4 separate regions of the Homo sapiens genome follow, and regions 1, 3 and 4 are each linked to region 2. Evidence: chromatin contacts called from ENCODE Hi-C data. All regions are on one chromosome and are shown on one strand. The core of a region is the stretch at or near the end of the contact, and the rest is flanking DNA. Distances in the headings are between cores, read along the strand shown. Region 1 holds the start of UBE2D3-AS1 (UBE2D3 antisense RNA 1). Region 2 holds the start of AIMP1 (aminoacyl tRNA synthetase complex interacting multifunctional protein 1). Region 3 holds the start of MCUB (mitochondrial calcium uniporter dominant negative subunit beta). Region 4 holds the start of PLA2G12A (phospholipase A2 group XIIA).

Evidence for each region. A loop is a pair of places that touch in the nucleus more often than their neighbours do. Pooled maps may share reads with other maps.
Region 1: a loop to region 2 is called in a map of ascending aorta, with 6 times the contacts of the local background. The contact joins the promoter of UBE2D3-AS1 here to the promoter of AIMP1 in region 2. A Hi-C loop is called at or near these places in 3 of 168 maps with a recorded cell type or tissue (ascending aorta, chondrocyte and naive thymus-derived CD4-positive, alpha-beta T cell), 2 of 37 single-sample maps with no recorded cell type and 15 of 50 pooled maps.
Region 3: a pooled map shows a loop between it and region 2 (16-fold over the local background). The contact joins the promoter of MCUB here to the promoter of AIMP1 in region 2. A Hi-C loop is called at or near these places in 7 of 50 pooled maps.
Region 4: a pooled map shows a loop between it and region 2 (10-fold over the local background). The contact joins the promoter of PLA2G12A here to the promoter of AIMP1 in region 2. A Hi-C loop is called at or near these places in 7 of 50 pooled maps.

The regions. Positions count from the first base shown.
Region 1 is chr4:102,826,472-102,829,742 of GRCh38, forward strand. UBE2D3-AS1 (UBE2D3 antisense RNA 1) reads left to right here and starts at 1,584. Exons shown (of 2, transcript NR_131186.1): 1 at 1,584-1,714. It overlaps UBE2D3 (ubiquitin conjugating enzyme E2 D3), which reads right to left and starts at 1,080. Exons shown (of 8, transcript NM_181891.3): 1 at 956-1,080; 2 at 14-165. The coding sequence starts at 37. RefSeq lists enhancers at 509-1,070, 1,010-1,399, 1,071-1,632, 2,801-2,860, 2,901-2,980 and silencers at 760-809, 830-959.
Region 2 is chr4:106,314,439-106,317,825 of GRCh38, forward strand. It overlaps AIMP1 (aminoacyl tRNA synthetase complex interacting multifunctional protein 1), which reads left to right and starts at 2,112. Exons shown (of 7, transcript NM_001142416.2): 1 at 2,112-2,156. It overlaps TBCK (TBC1 domain containing kinase), which reads right to left and starts at 1,771. Exons shown (of 26, transcript NM_001163435.3): 1 at 1,493-1,771. RefSeq lists enhancers at 1,351-1,440, 1,521-1,580, 2,071-2,320.
Region 3 is chr4:109,558,853-109,562,445 of GRCh38, forward strand. It overlaps MCUB (mitochondrial calcium uniporter dominant negative subunit beta), which reads left to right and starts at 1,394. Exons shown (of 8, transcript NM_017918.5): 1 at 1,394-1,584. The coding sequence starts at 1,486. RefSeq lists a silencer at 1,341-1,660 and an enhancer at 2,081-2,280.
Region 4 is chr4:109,728,184-109,731,546 of GRCh38, forward strand. It overlaps PLA2G12A (phospholipase A2 group XIIA), which reads right to left and starts at 1,887. Exons shown (of 4, transcript NM_030821.5): 1 at 1,419-1,887. The coding sequence starts at 1,626. It also overlaps a transcript of CFI not described here. RefSeq lists enhancers at 1,276-1,345, 2,005-2,881 and a silencer at 1,676-2,015.

The sequences.
Region 1 (3,271 bases), core at 334-2,833, 3.5 Mb before region 2:
CCCCGCGGGTTACCTTATTAATCCGTTTCAGCGCCATAGTGTGTGCTTGTCGTCTGGCTCCTCACTCTCTCGGTGTATGCTCAAAGGTCCGGCCAAAACTCTTGATTATCCCGGCGGCGGGGCAGGATTGTCTCGTCTCACACCAGCTCTGCCAGACACAGGCGCCTTTTGCAAAAACGGAGCAGATCAGCACTCGCACAGGCCCCGAAGAGCCCCTGATGAATCCAGGTCCCTTAAGACAGCCGCGATCCGGGGTGGGTGGGGTGGCGTGGCAAAGCCACCAACAGCCTCTGTACCGTGCTTTCGGCCCGAAGTGGGGGCGAGGGTGACGGGAAGAGCGGAGGTGGTGGCTACAAGTTTAACTTCCCGGCCTCTAGAAAGGAAGAGACCCGGGTGGGAGAGGAAGAGGCGTAGGAGAAAGGGGTGGGTGCGGGGCAGGGTCCGGAGCCCAGCAGAGGAGGAGCCGGGGCCTAGTCGGCGCTATACCGGCGTCACTAGGGCAAAGAAAGGCAAGGGGGGAGGGGGAAGCATAAGACTCCGGACGGACGCCGGGCTGCTTTCGGTTTCTGTCCAAAGGTGCGGCCGGGAAAAGGAAGGAAATAAAGGAAGGGAGACTTGATGTGTATTGCTATCCTCGCAGCGAGCTATTCTGTGTCACCCCTGACGCCACCGTACACTCACTCCGCCTTCCAGCGCGCTCCCGCGCGCGCCCGCCCAGCCACCTCCACCACGCGCCCGCGCTGTCCCTGAGGCTCCGGCTTAGGCGCGAGGACGCGCCCATTCCCCCTCCTCCTCCAGCAGGAGAGGCCGCGGCTTCCCCAACCTTCCCACCCTAACCCACCGCACCCAATAGGCTGGCCGCTCAAGCCGCCCAGGTCCCGCACTGCCCCTCTTACCCGGCCGGCCACTGGGCCGGCCTCCCTTCCCTGCCCTAGCCGTCCACACCCACGCGTACAGAGGGGCCGGGGCCTCCCTCAAGCTGCGGCCTCGGCCTCCTCCCCGCGCGGCAGCTGGTGCCTCCCCGGCCCTACGGGGCTCACGCGCACGACACAGCCACAAGATGTCCGCTCTGACGGAACTACTGCCAGCTGCCACGCTCCGCCCCTCCCCCTCCTCCTGCCTCTTCACCGCCGCGGATCAGTCCGCCAACGCCGCCGTCCCGAGCACAAGACCGATGTGAGGCCGAAGCCAGACGGCTTGCTTCCCACGTCCGGGGCCGAGTGAATACGTGTCAAGCCCTTTTCCTTCTTCTCGGAACAGCACCTTCTTACTAAACAGATCGGAGATTGGACCAGGAGGGCGGGGGAGGGAGGAGGATCATGAGCTGGGGGGAGGGTGAACGAGTGGCGGAAACCCTTAGGCTCAGAGAAGCATCGAGAACCGGAAGGAGACCATGGGAGGAAGGTAAAGGAAGCAGCCGCTGCGCGATCCAGCCCCACGCCCCTCCCCACAGCGTCCCCCAGTTTCCTCACTTGGTATCGAGGAGACGACTCTCGCGAGAACTTCGTGGCTGGCTAACCGAAGCGGTAGCTCTGCAATGACTTAAGAGCAGTTTTGTGCGCTTTTCCTGACGGGGTTCCGCCTCCAAAATGCATAAGTTCTCGCGAGACGCAGTAAGGCACCGGCTCGAACTGGGGCGGGCCACTGCCAGGAAAGCAACGCCCCTGAATGCTTATGCCGGTGGTTGGTAGAGGAAATGGAATTCCCCAGACTGGTAAGAGCGCGCGCAGACACAGCCTTGTCTCACGCGCCCAATCAGGAGCGTGTGGTGGGAGGTGCCAAGGATTAATTACCAGATACCTTTAGTCTAGCTCGGGCCGGGATTTTGAGGTTTCCGGTGGAGCAGGTGAGCAGTATTTACTCGCCTGCCCTCCTGGGCTGGTTATGCTGTGGGAGGAGGCGCCCCTCGAGATGGGAATAGTAGTTTTAAATAGACCCAGGTTGGCCGCTCATCAGCGCTCCCACGTGCTGAAGTCTAGTGCACGTCTGACCCTAAGGGAGCAATACTGAGAACAGCAGGGAGCAGGCTGAGTCAAGCTCAATTGAGTGGATGGGGCTAGGACAGAGAGAGTTAGGGGCAGGGTTTTCACTGGTCTCCGTAATCAGTCGCTGCCGTCCGCCAAGGTGTAGATGTGGGAACAAGCTTAAATTCTCAAACTTTAGCTTCTGTTGCTGTGTTTCAGTTCTTGAGCCAGAAAGTGTTGAGACTAATTAGTTAATTAGGTAGAGTTTAGAGTCAGAAAAACAATACAATACTTCCTGAAATATCCAAGTTGGGAGGTGGGATTTACCTCAGTAGGATTGGCCTGTTTTAGTCAAGGGTTTAAAGTATGGAGACGGCAGTTATGCTCTCTAGTGTATCCTTCAGGCAAAAGAAAGACCTTAATTTTTATGAGGAATTTAAAAGTGGGTAAGCACTGACCAGCTTAAGGTTTTTTAACATTCCTTAATGACCCCAGTTACCGAAGTGGAGATCTTCAATTACTTGGAAAAATAAACTTGTTTTAAAAATACACTTAATTTGAAAACTGTTGCAGAAAGTTTTACCTAATAAAAACTTAACACGTCAACAATGATGAATATAAGTAGTCTAATGTATACTGTTCAAGTGACCATGTAGTGTCACTAGTGAAGCAGTGCTTCTCAAACTAGTGTCCATAGGAACCACCTGGGGTTTTGTTGAAAATGCGACTTTGATTTGGTAGGGCAGTGGTGGAGCCTGAGAGCCTACATTTCTAACTAGCTCCCAGGTGATACAGATTTTTCTCGTCTGAACCACCCCGTGAGTAGCAAAGCACTGAAGTGCTTACCTCATGGCCTAACTGCTCATGAGGCTCACCTCAGTAACACCTCTGGCCCCTCCCTCCTCCCTGAATAATCTGTGTTCTCTCTCATAGCTAGCCAGATATACTAAAAGCACAGGACTAGGCATGAAGATGGAGGGAGGAACCCAGATTAGTTATTGCTTCCCATTTGCTTGATATTGGCCTGGTTAGTTATCTTCTAACCCCGTTTCTTCACCGCTAAAGTAAGTAATAATGACTGTCCTTTCTCACAGGGTGATTGTGTGGTTAAAGTGTCATAATATATGTGAAAGGACACTGGAGACTCTACAGTGCTGTATAAATGTCAGTTATTAAAGTAACCAGTCAGACATTAACTGGCCATAGTGTGAAACAAATGTATAGTAGTAATAGTGGCCACGCCTGTAATCCCAGCACTTTGGGAGGCTGAGACGGGTGGATCATATGAGATCAGGAGTTCGAGACCA
Region 2 (3,387 bases), core at 862-3,361:
AACTTAGGGCTATCTCAAGAAGTCAACAAAAAGAATTAACAGTTTAACTTATTATTTAACCTACAGACCTAAAATTAGAAAAGGTTAAAAGTGGTTATCTTTGAAGAACAGTACTGAGAGTAGGACAGGTGAGACAGTTGCACTTTATTATTCAATCCTACTACGCTATACTACTTGATTTTTTTTTTTTTTTTTTTTTTTTTTGAGACAGAGTCTCACTCTGTCATCAAGGCTGGAGTGCAGTGGCATGATCTCGGCTCACTGCATCCTTCCACCTCCCGGGTTCAAGCGATTCTGTGCCTCAGCCTCCAGAGTGGCTGGGATTACAGGCGCCCGCCACCACGCCCGGCTAATTTTTGTATTTTTAGTAGAGACGGGGTTTCACCATCCTGGCCAGGCTGGTCTTGAACTCCTGACCTCAGGTGATCCACCCGCCTCGACCTCCCAAAGTGCTAGGACTACAGGCGTGAGCCACCGCGCCCGACCATTTTATTTTCAATCAGATGTCTTTATCATCACATAGCTGAAAATAAAATAACCAAATAAAACACAATGATCGAAAAAGATAAAACACTAATTAGCATAATCAGTGTTCTTTTTCCACTACCTCTTAAATGGTTGTACATAAAAAGGCTCACACACAAAAATACACACACATACATTCACTTACACCTCGTGAGTGGAAGAAAACTACCGGGGGAAAAAAAACGTAGAGATGAGAGATTAGATGAGGGAAACAGCAGTGCAAGCAGTTGGGCTTGAAAATTCATTCATTCAACAAATATTTTGAAGCCCCTATTTTAAGTCAGTTGTTTTTCCAGCTGGTGGGCAAAGGATAATGAACAAGTCAGACTCTGTGCCCTCAAAGAACTTAGAGTTTTAAACGACTCGAATGGGGAAAGAAAGTAAAAAATAGGGCAAAAGACGCCGATTTTATCATGAATAAAATTTCACATTTCTTCAACAGGAAAATGATACTAATTCATTTATTTTATATATACATTCTCTCAAGAGGTTATTTTTGTCTCAAATAGATAGAAACCAGGACAGGGATCCTTGAAAAGCAGCCACTGACAATCCTCAAGTAACTTCCTTCCTCTGCTTCACTTTCTCCTACTGCTCAAGGGGGTGTTACACTTTGACGACTGACTAAACCTCGAGGGCCAGAAACAAACCAAAGCAAAATTCTGCCTCCAAGGTGAGTAATGGAGGGGCGGATTCTAGATTCTCTAACCTCCTTTAGCCTTCCTTTGAGGCAGTGACAGAGCGATTACTAAGCCTACGGTTCCCAAACGACTCAGGTGAACCTGATTTACAGGAAAGGCGGGCTGTAGCTAGGGATGGAGACAGTACCTATCAGCAAGCGGCTCCACAGCTCGGTTCTCTATCTATTCTGAAGACATGCGGGGCCACTCACTGCTCCTGATAGTCCTCTACCTCCCACAGACCCCACCCACTACGACACGGAAAACTGGATTACCCAAATACCTGCCTCTGAGTCTGGGGACGCAGGCAAGCACAAAGACAAGGGGGATGGAGCTTCTACACAGGGCCCCAGCGCTGTCGCTGTGGCTGCTGCTGCCGCTACGGCTTAGTGCACCAGACGCTGCATTTCAGGTGCTCCTACAAAAGAGGCCACTCCTGGAACGCCGGGAGCTCAGACGCTGCCCTTTGCTCGCGAGCCAAGTCAGCCAAGGTTAACCTTCGCGGAACCCGGCGAGGAGCGCAAGCCTGGCCTTCCCCAAACACAGATCCGAGCTTTTCACCCTCTACCCTCCCCTCAGCCTGGCCTTTTCTTCCGCCCTCACAGCCACCGCGACCCAACGCTGAGGAAAGACCCCGACTTGTGGTGTCCTTCCCCTTGCCCAAACTGGCCACGAAAGGACATATAGCGAGAGAGAAAGAGGTGCGGGGGGACGGGGGGGGTCGATTGAAAATACTGGGTGAGGGAATGGAAGACGAGGAGCGTGGTATGGCAGGTTAATGGGACTGAGCACAGGAAGAGGAAGAAAGAATTGAGGGTTGAATCTGTAGAACACTCAGGCTTTCAGCAAGGACACCTCATTGGGTCCTTTCTCACTGCTATAGTACGCGGGTGGCTGGACCTACATGCTTCCTGCTGTGGCTGTCTCGGAACCCGTGGTCCTCCGCTTCATGTGAGTGACGTCGTGGCGGGTCACTCACTCGGGGATCGCCGATTGCGATCGTAGGGGTCTTCCTTCTCTAACTTGCCTCCAGGAGAGAGGACCTGGCCTGCGCTGCTAATGGGTAGTCCGTTCGCAGCAGGACCAGCCCTGGCCTAAGGAAACAGGAAAGAGTTTGAGACTTCCTTCTAAAGGAGCCACGTTTGAGAAATGGGATGCAGGCCTAAGTTAAGAATGCTACAGAAAAATATCGATCCCTAAGCGTATTTACTGTTATGTGAATGTGTGTGTCAAAGGACTTAGGTGCTTTGGGGGAGAGGAGGGTGAAGACAGGAATTTATTCATTGAGCGAATAGTTATTAAGCGCCCACTCTATTCCAGACACCGTTCTAGGCATTAGGTGAACAGCAGTGAACAAAACAGACGGAAATCTGTGTCTACTTGTAGCTCACATTTTAGAGAGGAAGGCACATACTAAGCAAAGTAATTAGAAACATACTGTATTTTAGGTCGTGATAGTCCTGAAGAGAAACGTAAAGCAGGGAAGAAGGGTATAAAGTGACACAGGAAGGTCTTGCTGAAAAGATGACTTTTAAGTAAAGGGCTGACAGAAGTGGGAGATTTAACCACGCGAATATCTTGGGAAAGTGCAGTCAGACAGAGGGACCAGCCATTGCAGAGGTCATGAAGCAGAAACGTGCTAGAATAGCAAGGAGGCCTGTAGGGCAGAGTTGAGTGAAGGGTTTAGTCCTTCACTGGAGATTAAATCAAGGCGAGCAGGTCATGAAGATCTTGAGGACATCTAACTTTTATTCTAAATGAAATAGGACTTTGGAGCGTTTTGAGCAGTAGAGTGATGGGCTCTGACTTCCTTTTAAGAGGGTCACTCTTTAAGGAAAATACACAGAGGAGGACGTGGTAGGAGAAAGGAGACCAATAAGAAGAGTTTTGCAATAATCCAGAGGAAGCATAATGGTGGTTTGACTATGGGTGGTAAGAAATGGCCAGTTATATTCTTGATGCACTTAATTTGGATATGTAAGAGTATTATAGATGACAGGGTTAATTTTATTTAATTAGGCTTTGGAGGACACTTGAAAAATGAATTCCAGTGTGAGTTTCAGAGTGGCAAACACAAGTTAAAATCATGGCTTTGCTATGTGGTACTTGAAGGGATTCAGATAAGTCATGTAATTTTCCTGGATCTGTCTATAAAATGGAAATCACATCTGTCAAGATTGCA
Region 3 (3,593 bases), core at 144-2,643, 3.2 Mb after region 2:
TAATTTTTTTACACCTTTCAGAACCTAGCTCATGAGTGTTGAATCAATGCTTTTTCATGTCAATTCTTTGTATAGGCATTCTTTTCAGTTGTATTAAACAAGAACCCTTCACAACAAAAAAACAAAAATACACGCTTCTTTCACTTGGAGCACTAGCTAATAGGAGGAAAAGATTCAGGTAAGGTAATTTACCTTCCCATATGAACTTAAAGTTTCATGTGTCACTCTCCATCTGGGGCAACTGTATTTTGAAAGACATGCTAGTTAACACAGGTGAATCAGCCTTTAATAGTGATAAAGTTTTTACTATAGTAGAAACTTGTGATTCTTTCCCTTTTCAATAAGGAAAGGAGATTACCGCCAGGAGTGATTTGCCACTTATTGCAGGTTTGCCAATTTTGATTCATTAACTGAACCCTCTTGCAGATTCAGGAGATAAAAATGCGGAGTGCCCAGTTAAATTTGAATTCAGATAAACACCAAATAATTTAGTATATCCCAGATATTTCATTTTTAAAATAATAAATGTGACCCATGCAATATTTGGGACATACTTCACTATTTGTATCTAAAATTCAAGTTTAACTGGGCATCCTATATTTTATCTAACAACCCTACTGTAATTGGTTTAGGTTGCTCTTTAATGCCTTTGGTTTGCTTTCAAAAATAAGTAGTCTCAAAACAAAGCATCCGATTTCCCAGTAGTTAGAAGAACTCAATACCGGTTCCGAAGCTTCTTCAATTAAAAACGTGCTTCAAAAGAGAAGCCAATTCTGTGGGAGATACTTTCCCAAAAAACTCGGGTTTGGGCCCCTATACCGTGAACTACAAACCTCCGCAGGGGTAGGCCCGGGCTGCCCGCCTCACACCGCACTCGCCAGCGAGCAGGGGCCCGGCACCGCAGCCCGGGGCAGAGGCCTTGGAGGTTGTGGAGGTGGGAGAGGCCTCGGCCGACCCGCTTCAATCCGTCTTCTCCAAGCTCGGTGGGGAAAACAAACTTCCTGAGCGGCCCTGCCCCCTCCAGATGCCGGACGCTGTTTTCGTCTCATCCCCGTCTGGGTTGGATGGCGAAGACGGCGCTCAGAGCACGCAGCACCGGGAATTAACAGCGAGTTTTGAAATCTAGAGCTCGCAAGGTGTGCGTCGCCTGCTGCTGTTCATTCCAGAGGGTCTTCTGCTGGAGAAGGAGGGGGCCCTCGACCTCGGGCTCCCGCTCTCGGGCTCCCGCTCTCTCGCTCTCTTTTTTTTTTTTTTTTTTGGTCGGAGGAAAGAAAACAGCCCTGCGCCCGGATGCGTAGAGAGCCGACAAGTGGAAACAGGGACACACCCTCCCGTGAGCCCGCCCAAGCTGGAGCCGCGGCGCGCTGAGCGAGCAGGCGGGGCGGGAGCGCCCACAGCTCGGAGCCACCAGGCGCTGACGAGGAGCCCGGCTGAGGGAGGATGCGCCGCTGACGCCTGCGGGAGCCGCGCGCCTGGGGCGGGAGGATGCTCCAGAGGGGCCTCTGGCCGTGGCGCACGCGGCTGCTGCCGACCCCTGGCACCTGGCGCCCAGCGCGCCCGTGGCCGCTGCCGCCTCCGCCCCAGGTAAGAGCGGGTGCCGGGCTGTGGGGGTTCGGGGTAGGCTGGTGCAAAGTTTGCGTTGGACAACTTTGGCGGGAGCAAAAGCCGAGCGGCCGAGCAGTCAACTGCGTTTTGCTGGCTGCCGGGCTCCGCGCGCCGGGCGGTCCCGACAGGTGGTGGCCGGGCGGCCGACGTGGGTCACGGAGGCCTGGGCTGAGGTCAAGACTCCGGGCCCGGGGAAGGTGAAGCCAGAGCGCTGCGGCTGGGGGTGCCTCACCCGGGCCGAGATAGGGTGCGGGGACCACCAGACTTCGGCCTGGGAGCAGCAGAATAACCTGGGAGGCAGTTTCTGGGCTGCAGCTCTCGGTCAGGAGCAAGTTTCCAAAGCCGCTGCGCCGCGGGGCCGGTTCCCTCTTGGTGATCAGTGCCCGAGCCCCTAAGGAGCCCGGAAACGATGAACGGGGCAGTGACCGTCCCGGGTGTGGACGGTCGCAGGAGAGTGAAATTTCCATCCTGAAATCTGCGAGCACCTCCCTTTCCCAGAAGGAAGAAAAACTCGCGTTTTGTTCAGACACCCGAGAGACGGGTGAATCATGAGTGTGCTGGTGAGTAACAGTTGGCCTGACACCGTTGTATTGTGGTCTGTGGAGAACCGTGGCTTGGAGGAGTAGAGAGTGGATGTGCACCAAAAAAGACTAGAAGAAGGGGAAAGCGCTGAGTTTAAGGAGGATTGCGATGGAGCCTGACAGGAGCCCGGGAGTGCAAACTCTGACCCAGATGAGGAAAGACAGCCAAAGCCTTCAGGGTGTGTGTGGTTGGGGAGGGAGCTGTTTCTGAGTTTTCGTTTGTTCCTCCCCCACACTGTTAAGATTACTTTCAGATTGTTAAAGGCTTAAAAGCCAAAAAGTAAGCAGTGTGATTCTCTTGTCACTTTCACTTCCTGTTTATTTTGTTCTTTTTTTTCCTTCCCCCCCTTTTCCTCCAGCTGTCTGAGGGCTTCAGTTTCAATTGATGCAGGGAATATTTAAGTGCATTTTTTTTTCCTTTTCATTGAGCTTGTGACCAAAGGATTAAGTGCATTCAGAAAATCAATTCCAGGAATGTTTGAAAGAGAATGAGGAAGGCCATGTTGTTACTAAATGTAAGAACAGGGGCAAACTCCTTAAAATGTAAAATGGTAGACTTATAAAGTCATTGGGGAGATGGGCTTTTTATACTTTTAAAGGTTGTACTTTTACTGTAAGTGTTGCATTGTGTAGTCAAAGAGATACCAAACATTAAAACAACCCAATACGAGGAACCCCTTTCACATGCCATTTTAAACACAGATTATTGTTTTTTGTTGTTGTTTTTGGAGACGGAGTCTTGCTCTGTTACCCAGGCTGGAGTGCAGTTGTGCGATCTCGGCTCACTGCAACTTCCGCCTCCTGGGTTCAAGCGATTCTCCTACCTCAGCCTCCCCAGAAAATAGGATGACCGGCGCGCGCCACCGCACCCGGCTAATTTTTGTATTTTTAGTAGAGACGGGGTTTCACCATGTTGGCCAGACTGGCTGGTCTCGAACTCCTGACGTTGTGATCCGCCCGTCTCAGCCCCGCAAAGTGCTGGGATTACAGGGGTGAGCCACCGCGACCAGCCCCAAGTGTTTTCTATTAAGTCCATTTAACACGTTGAGTAGCATTTTTGTGGATCCCGGGACTGGCTGCCCTTTCTCAAATTATCACCTGCAAATCCTTTTCTCCATATTTCCCATCTGATGCTGTCTAGGGTGGTGCCATTGCATACCTCAGCAGGAATGTGGATACCCTTTTAAAAGAAAATGGTACCATCGGGCTTATTAGGCCTAATAACAGGGAAACAGTAGTTAGGAATCATCGTAAGAAGCGTTATGTTTGAATGTTTCTAATTTGCAAATTTTTGTTTTAAGCCAACTGTCCAGCTATAAAGACAATTTTCAGAACTTGAGAAGTGGAAATGCTGTTCTTTATATACAGCTTTTACATTTTACCATGAGTAAACCGATAAAAATATTC
Region 4 (3,363 bases), core at 637-3,136, 3.4 Mb after region 2:
AACATGGCCCCTCGTCTGCCCTGATCAGACTCCACACTTCCCCTAATTTTACTTATTTACTAGTTTACTGCCCATCTCTCCCTCACCAGAACTCAAGCTCCACGGACAGAGATTTTTGTCTGTTTTATTAACTGCTGAATCTCAAATTAGAACAACATCTGAAGCACAGTTGGGACTCAAATATTTGTATAATGAATAGGAATGACTAAGTAAAACTGTAACATTTGCTTTAGGAAAGGCAACTATTTGATCCTTAAATTATGCACTTAATCCTCCGAACAAGTTCTACAAGAATAAAAACATCTTCATGAAGCATACGTTTAGGTGGTAACGTTTAGGCACAAATTTAAGAAGCAATGCAACATGTCTCAGCACCTGTTCAGCGCTTTAAAGTATACAAGATACAGTTCATCCTTTACTTCTATTAACATAAAACTAGAAATTATCTTGAAAATTGCAGGCAGCATGTGGCATCATAGGTTTACATGATACCAGTTCCTTTTAAGTTCACCTATACAATCAGGTTCCAACAATGAAGTCACTGGATCCCCGATTATTTTCCGCTGCCAGCATAATGAGACTCTAACCTTGGCTAATCTTATTGGAAACATGATCTCCCAACTGCTCTCTTAACATTTTCAATTTCCAAACAAAAGTCCAATATTTTTCTGACCTATTAAAATATTTAAGCACTCAAAAATGTGCTACAAAAGAACTATCTCTGCCTGAAATACTGAGTTGATTAGTACTCATACCGCCACCAAACAAATTCTCAGGTTCAAAGAGAAAGTTCAAAAAATATTAAAAGAGTAAATGAAGATAACTGTATTAACGTTAACCAACAATGAGGAGGAGGCGGGTCACTGATATCTAAGGAAAGAAGAGTTATCGGAACCCTTTCTCAACACTCGAGTACACCAAAAGTCTGTACAAAGGTCGCAAGTTATTGTCTATGGGTTTGCAGAAAAAAAACCATTTAATATCAATTATAGAGAAAGTTAATACGGCATGGTTTTTAAATTCTCAGTTTGCTTCGCATGTTCATCCAATTTACAGAAGCAAAAATGAGCTAAAACCAGTCTGTTCCACTCTATTCCCATGATTCCTACGTCAGTAAGTTCTTCGGCAACTTGGTGCAATTGAGGGGGGGAAAAGGTAATTCAGAAGCAATGCAAATGGGACGGGGGGTACACCTCTCCGTTAGAATGTGACCTCTCACATTCTAACAATAGTGGTGCGAACTTGTACCCAGCTTGCTCAATCACTAGAACGGCAAGATTCTAGCAGTGGTTAAGTTTTTCCACAGCCGAAGGACACCGTCAAGGTCTGCCTTGCATCTGTCACTCACACCTCCAGGATCTCCGTCACCCCAATCCCCCGAAAGCACGAGCCCTCGCTGGGCCCGGGTGCCCCCTCACCGTCACTGCATTTATACTGGCAGAGACCGTCCTCGCCTCCCAGGAGGTCCAAGGCGGCGTTCAGGTACGTGTCTATCTTATGAACGCCGTTCCGGATGGTCTTCAGGGTGGCTCTCCAGTCGGTGGTCTGGGCCTGCTCCTGGCACCTGACAACAGCGGCCATGAGGAGGAGCAGGAGGGTGAGCGCGGGGCGCGAGAGCAGGGCCATGCGCGCAGCGCCGGGCTCTACGGGTCCCCGAGCCGCGGCGCGGGGCGCGTCCCCACAGAGTCCCCAGGACGCGCTAGGCAGCGGCGCGGGCCCCGGACTTGGCAGCAGCCAGCTCCATATCCACGCCTCCTTCCCGGCTGGCCCTCAGGATCTCGCTGTCTTTACGTGAACCGCCTCGGGCAGGCAGCGCCGTCGCGGGGACGCGCCCGCTCACCTGGACCAGCGCGCCCGCTCACCTGGGCCAGCAACCGTCCCCTGTGCGCCTGCGCCGGAGCACGGCGCGTCAGCGGCGCACGGGAGGGGCGGGACGCGCAGGGGTGGGGCGGGGCGGGGGCGGGGTTGGGGGGGGCGGGGAACCGGGGGAGGGGCGCGCGGGGCGGGAAACGGGGGCGGGGCCTCCATGCCCACGTGGTCTCCGCGGCACCCTCCCAAGACCCTTGGTCCTGGTTCACAAGAGAACCTTAAAAAGTACCCAGGCCTGAGCCCCTTTTCTAGGGAGCCTGATTACGTTGTCCCAGGTGGCAGTGGGCGTCGGTATTTTTTAAGAAAGCTCTCCGGGCTGTTAACCGTGAAGCAAGAGTTGCAGAGCTAACCCCGGTGGCCTAACCTGACCAGTCGGGGCTCAGCACAGTAGCCCCGAGAGACAAGCTTTTCTGGGTGTGGACAACATCGGAGAAAATAACCCCTGTGCCCCCTCGCAGAGAGCGCTGCGAGAGGTCCAGCTGAGTTTCCGGCTTGAAGACGTGGTTCCATTGGCAATGTGGGCAGAGTCCGGCTGTCAGCTCGCAGAGCAGGGCTTTTCCTCCTTGCGTCCTCTCCCGGTCCTCCAGATCTGCTGTGGCCGCGGTTGGGGGAGCGGGATCTGGAAGATGCCAACCCATGCCTTGGCGGTGCCTGACTCTAATCAGGACGAGCTAAATGCTAGTTTAGACTTTCCGGAAAAAGAAAATGGGCCAACATAAAAATCATAAAATTCTCCCCTGGTAAGGAAGAAACAGTAGTGTAAACTTAAATACAGTAAAAAGTAAAATAAATCTTAAGGAAGTCATTGTTTTTCTACTCAAGGGATTTTGTAACTTGATAGTTACAGTGACGTTTGTTTCTCTGTACCTACCACCCTGCCCCCAGCATTGTGCGGGATCCATAAATAACTATTGCAGTAGTACTTTGTATCAGTTGTAAATATCTGGTTATCTTAGTATCACAGCAGTTTCCAAGAATTTTACAGTAAGATCCAGAGCAATGTTGAAAGTATTGGGCAGACCAAGCGCGGTGGTTTACGCCTGTAATCCCAGCACCTTGGGAGGCCTGGAACTCCTGAGGTCAGAAGTTCGAGACCAGCCTGGCTGACATGGTGAAACCCCATCTCTACCAAAAATACAGAAAATTAGCTGGGCGTGGTGGCGGGCACCTGTAATCCCAGCTACTCGGGAGGCGGAGGCAGGAGAATCACTTGAACCCAGGAGGTGGATGGATGTTGCAGTGAGCTGAGATTGCACCACTGCACTCCAGCTTGGGGCACAGAGCGAGACTCTAAAAAAAAAAGAAAGTGAGTAAGTATTGGGCATAGGTGTGTCCTTTCTATAAGAATTACCAATAAGTTCTAGGTTTGGCCTTTTGTGTTTGTTACAAACTAAATGAGCTTATAATAAACGTTCAGTGCACAGTTCATAAAAATTACATCCCTCTTTATTGAGTGCTTACTATGTGCCAGGCACTTCATGAATATGATCGCTC